2 separate regions of the Homo sapiens genome follow, and region 2 is linked to region 1. A link is an interaction called in ENCODE POLR2A ChIA-PET data of the cell type or tissue named here. Cell type or tissue: PC-9. All regions are shown on one strand.

Region 1 (5,000 bases):
CTGGTCTTGAACTCCTGAGCTCAAGCCATCCACCCACCTCGGCCTCCCAAAATGCTGAGATTACAAGCTTGAGCCACTGTGCCTGACCAAACATCACATTCTTATACATCTGTAGTCAAATCAGGCTTGTGTATCTCTCTTTTTTGGAAGGGAAATTTCTCCCAGAAGCTTAATGGTGGCTGGTTCTTGTGCCCACTTTGCAGACCACCCTCTGGGCCCACCTTCCCTGAAATGAAGACATCTATAATCATATAAGCAGGTTTCTATTAGCAGGGAGAAAGGTTGGGATGACATTGGTCTGGAAACCAACAATGTCAGTGGTTCAAGTGAGACCAAGCAAGGAAAGAGAGCCAGGGCAGGAAGCTTCATGTGACAAAAGCCGAGGAGACAACAAGGAATGTTCAGAGTGGGTCATTGCTGAGCTGCAGTGGAGGATGGTGGTGGTGGTAGTGGTGCTGATGATGGTGATGATGGTGATGATGCTCGTGTGGTGATGGTAGTGGGGATGAAGCCACACATTCTGAAGCACTTACTGTGTCTCACCCTGTATCATCACCAGGGATCCCACACTTAATCCTCCAGCAATTCTATTATTTTACTTACAAGGGAACTAAGGCTTAGTTCCCTGCACTGGCAGGTGCTGGGGCTGCAGTCATTATTGCAACCCTGGCTGTTGGTGTGGTCTGCTAGGAACACTTCAAAGCAGCTGCCATGCATAGATTCTTCCTTTTATTTTTTATCACATATTTAACAAATATTTCAAGAGTCTCCTCTGTTAAGCTATCCTACATCTTAGAATTCTAGGATACCATGGAGGACAAGATAGACAAGGTCCCTGCTCCCATGGAGCTACATTCTAATGGGCAGCATGAGGGATAATCAAGGAAGCAATTAATCAGTGAATCAATACACAAGAAAAATACCAGCTCATGGTAAGGGCAAAGAAGGACACTGTGACAAGTTGCTGCCATCAGGAGTACTTGGGGAAAGAACTTCATTTATACTGAACGGTCCAGGAAGGGCTCTCTGAAAAGGTGGCACTTGAGCTGCAACTTCTATGGAGAGATGGAGCAGCCATGTAAAGACCTGGGGAAAGGGGACTCCAGGCCCACGAACAGCAAAGAAACAACCTCTGGGGTGGTGGACAGCATTTGAAGAACAACAACGACAAAAAACCCCACCCTGACTGGAGCCCAGTTGGGCAGGGACTGAAGTACATTGGAGAGGAGTCTGGAATTTTTTCTCAAGTGGTATAAGACGCAGTGGAGCATCTTCAGCAGGGAATGCATAATCTGAATTGTGCTTTTTTGAAGTGTATCCTGGTGCGGGAAACTGCCCCTTTCTGTGGGGCTCACTGGCACACCTTGTTCCATGGGCATCGGTCCTGCCTCCCCAGGAGAACTGCAAGTTCTTGGAGGTGAGAACTCAACTGAGCTTGCCTCCTCTTGCATGTGAAGGGTGAAGGCCTGCAATGGAGATGAGTGTCATAAGTAAATATTGAAAGTTTCTGCTTTACCTGAGGGTCCTGAGAACAACCATCCCAGGTAGAAGGTGGAGCATGAAGGTATCTGCTTCTCAGAAGTTCCTGGAGTCCACCATTTCACATACCAAAGCAGACTCAGAAGAAGACATCATTTTTCCCTTGGAGATGTTTCTCCAGGTTTGTGGGGGGTTCCTCTCCATCCAGCCTCTCACACAAGCTTGGGAGCAGCCCTGGGTCTCATTAGGAGGAGGCTGTCAGATGAGCTCAGCGTCTGGTGGGTCATTCCTCCAATGAGATCTGATAGGTAGCAGACGTGTGTGCTGGGGGTGACCTGGTGAGCAGTCACCCTTCTGCCCCCGTCTGCCAGCCAGGGGGCTTCCCCACCCCTGCAAGGTGCTCCACAGAACTTGGCGCTGAATATATGAAACACGAGGCCATCCCTCATAATCAGAGCTGACTTATGGGAAAATTAAACACAGAAGGACATTCTGGCTCCAGGGAAGCTTCCTTCTATGACTTCCTGGAGGCATAGTCTGGCTGTATGCACCTTCAGGGAGAACGGCTGACCCTGCTGTCAGCCAGAGAGCTGTGACCCCAGGGTGGCAGTTGCATCTCGATGATATGTTTGTATCTGTTGGAACAGGGGGGCTAAGAACAAAAGAATAAAAATAAGGGTGGAATCTTTTTGTTTGGAATGTTCCATCTACTCTGTAAGTCCTTGTGTCTGGATATCATTTATTTTTCAGAAGTACTGAGTTGAAATCTCATTAAGTTTTTCCAGGTGAGTCAGTTATAAATTATCTAACTCCTTCTGAAGCCATTAGAAAGAATGCAAGGTCTGCTTAAGGCAGTTTACAATAAAGAGCCAAGGTGGACCAGTTCAGAGGAGCTATCAGAGTCAGAGCACAAGGAAACCTGGGAAAAGGTCTCAGGAGGTTGAACCTGGTGGAGGTGTGGCTGAGTCAGGCCATGACTCAACTCTGCTGTCACCCATTTGGACTGAAGGACAAGCTAGAGGTCCTCTCTTGCACTGCATTTGCACACTAGGCTGCAGGATGATACAGAGCCAGGGTTCATCATACTCCCTAGTTTGTCCAGAGAGCGCTTTGAAGGCTGCTGTGGGCTCCCTTTACTTAAAAAGACCCTTTCTCATTAGGATTTAAAGCATATGCTTGGCCAAGTCTGTCAAAATGCATCACAGAGATGGTCCCAAACTAACTGTTGAGCAGCCCCCTGCCCTGATCAAAGCGGAGAAGGCAGGCATCGCGCTGCCCACGGATGCTGGAGCACGTGAAGAGAGCCAGCTGGGACTACAGTCCAACAGGCCCACAAGCCACAGGCCAGAGGGCCTGTCCACGAGCTGCTGAGCAGTGAGGCACCTGGATGAACCCAGTGCCCAAGATGTCCATGAGGGGATCAACGGCTCCTCTTGTCCAAAGCCAGATCATAACAGCTTGAGCCCTGCCAGGGAATGAGAGGCTGATGTTGTAGCTGGAAGGGCTGGATGGGGAGGGGACATAGATAAGGGGATGCAATTCCCTGCTGGGCTAGTGTGGGAAATTAAAAAGCACAGACGATGTTTATGCCCTAGAGGTGAGTGGAGGACCAAAGGAGACCCTAGAAGCCCCAGATCTGAAGCCGACTCTAATTGCAACAGCTCCGTTGCTTGAGTAGTGGCCAGACACCTGGCACTGTGCCAGGGCTGTCATGCCTGGACTCATCCAAGCCTCCTAATAAATCACTGAGGGTGGGCATACTAATGTTAGCCTATAGGTTTGACAAACAATAAAATAAAACACAGAAAGATTGAGTACTTTGCCCAATGTCCCACAACTAGCCCACAGCAAAGTTAGGGTTTTAACCTACAGCTGTTTGGATACAAAGCCAGTGCCCCTAATCCCTGGGTGTACCACAGCTTAGAGATCAGACCAGGTGCAGCCCCATCATAGAGAGGAGAGATAGTCATTAGGGGACCTGAAAGCTTGGGGTACAGGTCTCCCCAGTGGAAGGCTGGCTCAGAGGAATTCCACATGTGGATGTGGGCCCGGGATCGCCGTTCAGCAGCTGCATATCCAGAGGACGACTGAAAGGGGAGGAACAAGGCACACAGGTGGGAGTCTCCTGCTGCTGACCACCCAGGATGGACCTGCCTGGGGAAGGCTGGAGGATTTGGCAGGGGCGAGGGAAAAGCAACTCACACTTCAATGCAAGAGCTCATCCCAACACCTTTTGAGACTGGGGTGTGGTCTCATTCTCTAGGAATCAGCGACTCAAAGAGGGACTCACAGAGGTGGAATGGTGGCTGGCTCATGGTCACCACAGTAGAGAAGCTAGTTTCAGAAGAAAACTGCAAATAAATCTTGGAATGTTCCATCTGGGACCTCAATGGCTTTGTCCTGGGAAGGTTTTGGCCAAAAAAGAGGGTGCTGTGTCTGAGATGAGGAGAGAGGTGTGAATGTCCAGCTCCTTGGGCTCTGCTCTTCTTGTCCCTGGCTGGAGCTCCTGACTCAGGCAGGCAGGGGCATCGCAGGACCCATGGGTGCAGAGCCCAGAGCCAGGACCTCAGTTTACTCTGGTTGTCTTCCTGCCTATCTGGGCTGAGATGGGGATCCAGCTCAGCAGCATGTACGGTGTCCCCCACATACCCCAGTGTCACAACTGCTCCAGCTCGGCTTCCTCAGCAGCCCTGGCTCCATGCTTAGGACCCGTGGTGGGTCCCTGGTATTCACTATGATGCTGCCTGCCCAGCCCTCTGCCCCTGCTCCAGTGCCCAACACACCAAACTTGTCAGCCCGGCCTCTGGGGCTGGCACCTGTCCAGTGTTTCCTTCTAACCCCCACCTGGGCACTGGCCTCAGAGTCATATGCTCCTGGGTTAAAAACTCTGCCACTTACTAGCTATACTCGCTGGGCAAATGACTTTATTTGTGGTGCTCGTTATTAAGCCATTGTCTCTCAGCTTCAAACCAGCGTCCCTCTGTGATGTTCTGGGATCCCACAAATCACCAGTATGCCTTGCCAGAACTCCTTGTTAGGCTCTGCCAAGAGGGGGCACTAGAGGGAGCCTGCAACACTGGTGGATGGAGAAGGGGTCAGCTCCTTTGTGTCTGTTTCCTGTTCTGTTGGCAACACCCCAGCAATGCAATGGCCCTGCACCCCAGCAGCAGCCGCTGGTTCCAGCTGTCAGTTTCCTCCCCATTCGCAGACCTGTCCCATGGGGTCCTCTGAGAGACACCCCCTCAGAAATCTGGGCCTCAGCCTTGCAGCCCCCTCCCAAGTGTCCACATCTTTATAAGCCCACACTCTCACCCTTGTTCCCTCAGCCCTAGGGGCTGTTACTGACCCTGAGGATCTTTTCATGTGCTTATTTGCCATCCCTGTATTTTCTTTGAAGTGTCTGCTCAAATCATTTGCCTATTTTAAACAATTAGATTACTTCCTTATTATTGACTTGTAAGAGGGCTTCATATATTCCTGCTGTTACTACCTCTGATGTCTCAGCATTCCCCTTTGCCTTT
Region 2 (5,000 bases), 240 kb after region 1:
ATCAGGCCTGCTGTGTTCCCGTCTCCCGCACATGTCTAGTCAAATCTTTTGGTCATTTTTTAATTGAGTTGTTAGTCTTCTTATTTTTGTCATCAGAGTTCTTTAGATATCCTGAATTTAAATTGTTTATTAGATATACATTTTGCAATTTTTTCCCCAGTCTGTGGCTTATCTTTTCATTTTCTTAATGTCCCTCAGAAGGAGTTTGGGAAGGGAAGTAATATGACCAGATTTGCACACACATACAGCTGCCCTACCTGCTATGTGGAGAATGGACTGGAGGGGTCAGGACTGGATTGGGGCATCCTGTTAGGAGGCTGTTGGGTGATCCAAGTGAGAGATGATGGCAGTTTGGATGGAGAAGCAACAGAAGGGATGGAGAAAAGCAGCTCCATACAGCGGGTGTATAGAAGGTAGGACTGAGAGGGCACGCACTCCACACATTATAGATTTTCAACAGGGGAACAGAAAGGAGGCCTCCCCAAACTCATGCACAGAACACATTATTATTATTCTTTCTAGTAGTGAAACTCCATTCATTTGTGGGATTTACATATTTGATAATTTGGAAATGTAGGACAAGATGAATTTGAAGATTCCCTCTAGTCCTCACAGTCTGTGGTGCCATGAACAATCCTCTATGAGGTTATTTCAACAATACTAAAATACTCTGAGGCGTGTGCCTAGATGCATTATTACAGATTGTTTATTAGTCACACATGTATATCTATAATGCCAATTTTTGATCCAGGAAAATAACTTCATGACTGAAACTGAACACAATCTGTGCATGAAGATCCTTGCAGAAAGGGAGGGCAGAAATACTGTTAGCCTAGAAAGTGTGAGGATGGGGATAAGGAAATTCATATTCATGTATTAACCCAATTACCAAATGTACCTTGCAAATCTGGAGCGCTGTTGGTTTAACATGGGATTTCACATCATTCCGTCCCAAGTGACACAGACAGTATTATAAATGAAAAATCCTTTCCTCAGGCTAGGATACAGAGCTCCTCTCATTTGGGCACTACATGCTATCACAGGAGAACCTTTATTTAAGGCTGGAAATTCTATTTACTCAGGAGCCCAAACCACTGTTTTTCTGTTCTTGCAAAATAAACAAAACACCCTGGCAAAGCAGATGCAGAAAAGACCCGAGGGAACGGAAAGGAATGTGGAATCAGGTATGCAGGTCAGTGTTAACACAATAAGTCAGGAGCACAGCAGTGATACATATTTCTCTTCTGATGCTAAAAAAAGGAGGCTACATGAATCAATGAGATAAAGTGAGAGTACAGAAATTAAGACATATAATGTTTTATTTATATATGTATTTAATGAAGTAGGTTTTGTTGTTTTATTTTAGAAAGAGACAACATAAAGGCTCAGAAATGGATGTTTTGCCTGGTAGGGGCTGCATGATGCACACATGGATCAGGGAGATGATGACATCACCTCCAGACTGGTTGGACTTGGTGCCCTGAGCCTATGGAAAGCCTGGACAGGGGCATGGGGGCTTCAGACACCTGCTGTCAGGTGCATGATGCAATAAGGTACCCCTTCTCCAGGAAGTGATGATGAATCCAGCTCAGCATGCTGCACATTTTGGCCTCTTCTTCCTCAAGGCCTTTGCATGTGATGTTCCCTCTTCCTGAAAGCCAGCTGCCTCCACCCATCCCCAGATCTTGTGAACTCACCCTTCAGGTCTCAAATACATTGTCACTTCCCTTCTGTCTACACTGTCATCAGGGCAAATGGCAAATCCATTTTGTAGAGTCAAAACCTTGTATAATTTTGAAGGCCCTTTTCCAGAAATAAGAATAAAAATTATTGATTTGAAATTAGAGATCCATATAATTAGGGCCCTTTCTGGGACCCTGGAAACAAAGATTCTCTGCCCCTGGGGAGCTTCCAGTCTGGCTAGACATGCACTGGATCCAAAGAAGGCTGGGTAGGCTGAAGTCAGAGGCACTCAGAGTCTTAGAAAACCAGAACTAGAAGATAATTTAGAGGTGTCTGATTAAACCTCCCATTTTAGAGGCAGGGAAATGGAGGCTCACAGTGGGGGAAGGGAGTTAGTCAAAGTCACACAGCTTGCTGTGGCAGCTTTTGGACAAGGCTGTCTGATTCCTATCCCCCTGGATTCTCAGGGTCCTTAGGGACCTCTTGGAGTGCAGAGTTCATTTAGGGTGAGGAATGGCTGGCAGCTTCAGCGGTTGCAGGGATCAAAATCTGCTCCCCACCCTGACCTTGCTGGATCCAGAAAATCCTGATTTCCTACTTCACTTCATGACACATATGCAAACACTGAGATGTTTTGCGGGGGGGGAGAAAATAGATTCTTCCTAACGGGCCCTTTGTTTTTCTGCATGACTAAACCTGTAGCAAGGATGAACCAGAGTAAAACCATGGAGACGTAAATTCTGAATGCATTCAGTCATGTGGTCAGCAAGTATAATGAGTAAACCCAAACATAATTAGGCCAATCAAAACCTTTCCCTAATTTGGTAACGGAATGACAAATCCTACATGCACATGAGGCCCCTGTTCTAATATTTCAGAGACCTACCTGAAAAGAGCTATCGGCCCAGTGGTTTCTTTTAGAAGGCCGTTTGTGTGGCACCAAAAAGCAATTGCTTCCTCCATTCCTACTACCTGGAAACACAAACTTTTAAATTCATGCCAGTTCAATTGGAACAGTAGCAAATTTCATGAAGCAGCTAAAAAGAAGAGCAACAGCTGGTACATCAGGCATTAATAATATAACAAAGGAAGAAAAAAGAGAAATTTTTCATTAGTACTTTTTGATGTCAATTTATTATTTATCCCTTTGCCAGTATTCAAACAGACAGGCAGTCATAAAACATTAAAAAAGATCCTTTAAAACGGTCAGGCATCTGTTTTACCTCAGTTCCTTTTTAGAAACCTGGAAATCAGGAGCCCCGGCTTTTATGCTATAGCAAGTTTGACACTTGCTGTATCAAAAATATTGCTTGAGGATCACTACGTAGAAAGAGTTTTGTTTAAATTTTATGAAAAGCTGGTTAGGCAGGCAGACAATGGTTTCTAAGGCAAGATCCAGTGTAAATCAGCAATGTGCTGTTTCCAACTGTTTGACTCCTCAGTTCATATTCTGAAACCAGGGCGTTGACAAAACCCACTGTTCAGTAATTAGCATCCTGTCAAATCTTTCCAATCAAGACTAGCATGCTGCACCTGGTCCTAGTTAAAAAACACATTGTGGGCAATTCTGATCTGACCCTCAGGGGCCGCTGCCATGCTCAGAACTGCATTCAGCGTGCATGCCATAATTACCATCCACACAAAATAAGTAGACCTCCTTGTCCAGCAGCTCTGAGAGATTCTGCCTAATCCTAATGACCTGCCACACCATTTTAACTTCTTTGATAAATGTCTATCCTTGTGATTTAGACCTTTCCTCTCCTGTAAAGAAGGTATCTCTTCCTGGGACAGAAGACTCCTCAGAAGTAGAATCACTGTAGAAATAAAGCAAATGAAAAATGGAGAAGCAAAAACCAAAGTAAAACAGAAACCTTAACAGCCCTCTCCCCAGCAGGAGCTTGTTGGAGGAGGTGTGGGTGCTGAGTCCCCCCTCCCTAGCTTGTCTTGCCCTCAGTGCTCTGGGTGCTTTTGCCTTTCCAGGTACTGCCCTTGGTGTAGAGGCCATGGTCCTTGATGTACGTGATGACAGCATCGGGAATCAGGTACTTTACGCTCTGCCCTTGGCCCAAGGCTCGCCTGATGTATGTGGCACTGATCTCATTCTGCACAGGCTCCTTGGCCAGGTGAATGTTGTGCTGGTGCATCCGTAGGATGGGAGATTCTGCGATGTAACCTTTTGGGTCGTGACCTACTCGGCCCACGCACACCAAGCCAAACTTCTCCACTATTTCCTGGATGTGCGCATCCTTCCAGAGGTTGGGGGTCTGGAAGGTCTTCAAGACGTCTGCCCCACAGAGAAGCTTCAGCTCAGGCACAGCTGCAAAAACAAGGATGGACCCAGTAAAGTTAGAGAGAGGTCACTGCCAGGAAAGACAACATCATTGGAAAGTCTCACAAAATGCTTTTCTTGGATGTATCGAGAACTCAGTGTCTCCATGTTCATGACTTGAAAAGAAAAAGCATGTAAATGAATCTGCAGCCATTTCAGGGAATACAGTTGTAAGTAATGATTTAATCAATACACCTTTTGTTTAATATTGGAAAAGTGCCAAGGAATACGATTTTTTTTCTTTTCAGTGTTCTAACAGAAGTCTGTCTGTGGTTGCTTTGGACCAAGGCAGAGTGCTCTAAAGGTGGCTGTGCTGTACCCAGTACTGTGTCTTCTGATAGAAGGTAAGGTTCTGAAAGCTCTGAGACCAACAAGCCATGGGCCTTGGACAAGTCACTGCCTTATTTGAAATCCATTTCAGCCCTTGTGTTACTAGGAACTAGTACCTGGCACTTTTATATAACAATCTCACTATAAAGATTAATTATAAAGGCTCTTTGGATAAACAAAAGGTCTCTAAGACTCCAGCTGGTGGCCTTTTCATTGCAGTTTCCAATAAAACAAAGCTCTAGAACAATGCTTAATGTGGATAATCCTTTGGAATGTGTTCTAACAGAATGCTAATTGTGATAATGAAATAATACATAACATTTATTGGGAGATTACTGTGGGCACTACTACTAAGCTCTTTATGTGTATAATACCATATGCACCCCAGAACAATTTATGAGGTGAGTATTGTGCCCATTTTATGGAGGGGGCAACTGAGGCAGAGAGAGATAAGTGACTTGCCTGAGGTCACTCAGTTAGGCAGATAAGTCAGGTGTCAAACCCAGGCAGCCATCCTCCAGGTGTGGCATTTGTAACTGCTGGGTTCTGCTGCTGCCTGCTGGTGGAAATCTGTACCTGCATTATACTGGAGAAGCCCTTCCTAGAGTTCCAGACTGATTTTCCTGGCACTATCCGTGTCCCTCTTGGTGAGCTAATC

The links. ChIA-PET counts read pairs that join two places held together with the same protein. Peaks named below come from ENCODE experiments on the same cell type or tissue, not always from the same donor. Only the 100,000 strongest peaks of a DNase experiment are listed, where the experiment ranks them.
Region 2: POLR2A ChIA-PET joins it to region 1 with 11 read pairs; 1 of 35 experiments calls an interaction of 5 or more read pairs at or near these places.

The regions. Positions count from the first base shown.
Region 1 is chr3:139,315,439-139,320,438 of GRCh38, forward strand. LOC124909439 reads right to left here. Exons shown (of 2, transcript XM_047449421.1): 2 at 707-1,466. The coding sequence ends at 1,056. Among named protein-coding and RNA genes, the nearest start is that of MRPS22, 26 kb to the right of the region's middle. In PC-9, a CTCF peak has its summit at 4,527 (motif pointing right); DNase peaks (open chromatin) are centred at 1,993 and 2,383; H3K27ac peaks cover 1,961 bases.
Region 2 is chr3:139,557,393-139,562,392 of GRCh38, forward strand. It overlaps NMNAT3 (nicotinamide nucleotide adenylyltransferase 3), which reads right to left. Exons shown (of 7, transcript NM_001401600.1): 7 at 2,799-4,000. The coding sequence ends at 3,618. All of the region lies in intron 3 of COPB2-DT (COPB2 divergent transcript), which reads left to right. Among named protein-coding and RNA genes, the nearest start is that of RBP1, 20 kb to the left of the region's middle. In PC-9, a CTCF peak has its summit at 4,892; DNase peaks (open chromatin) are centred at 1,159, 2,339 and 4,889; H3K27ac peaks cover 1,196 bases.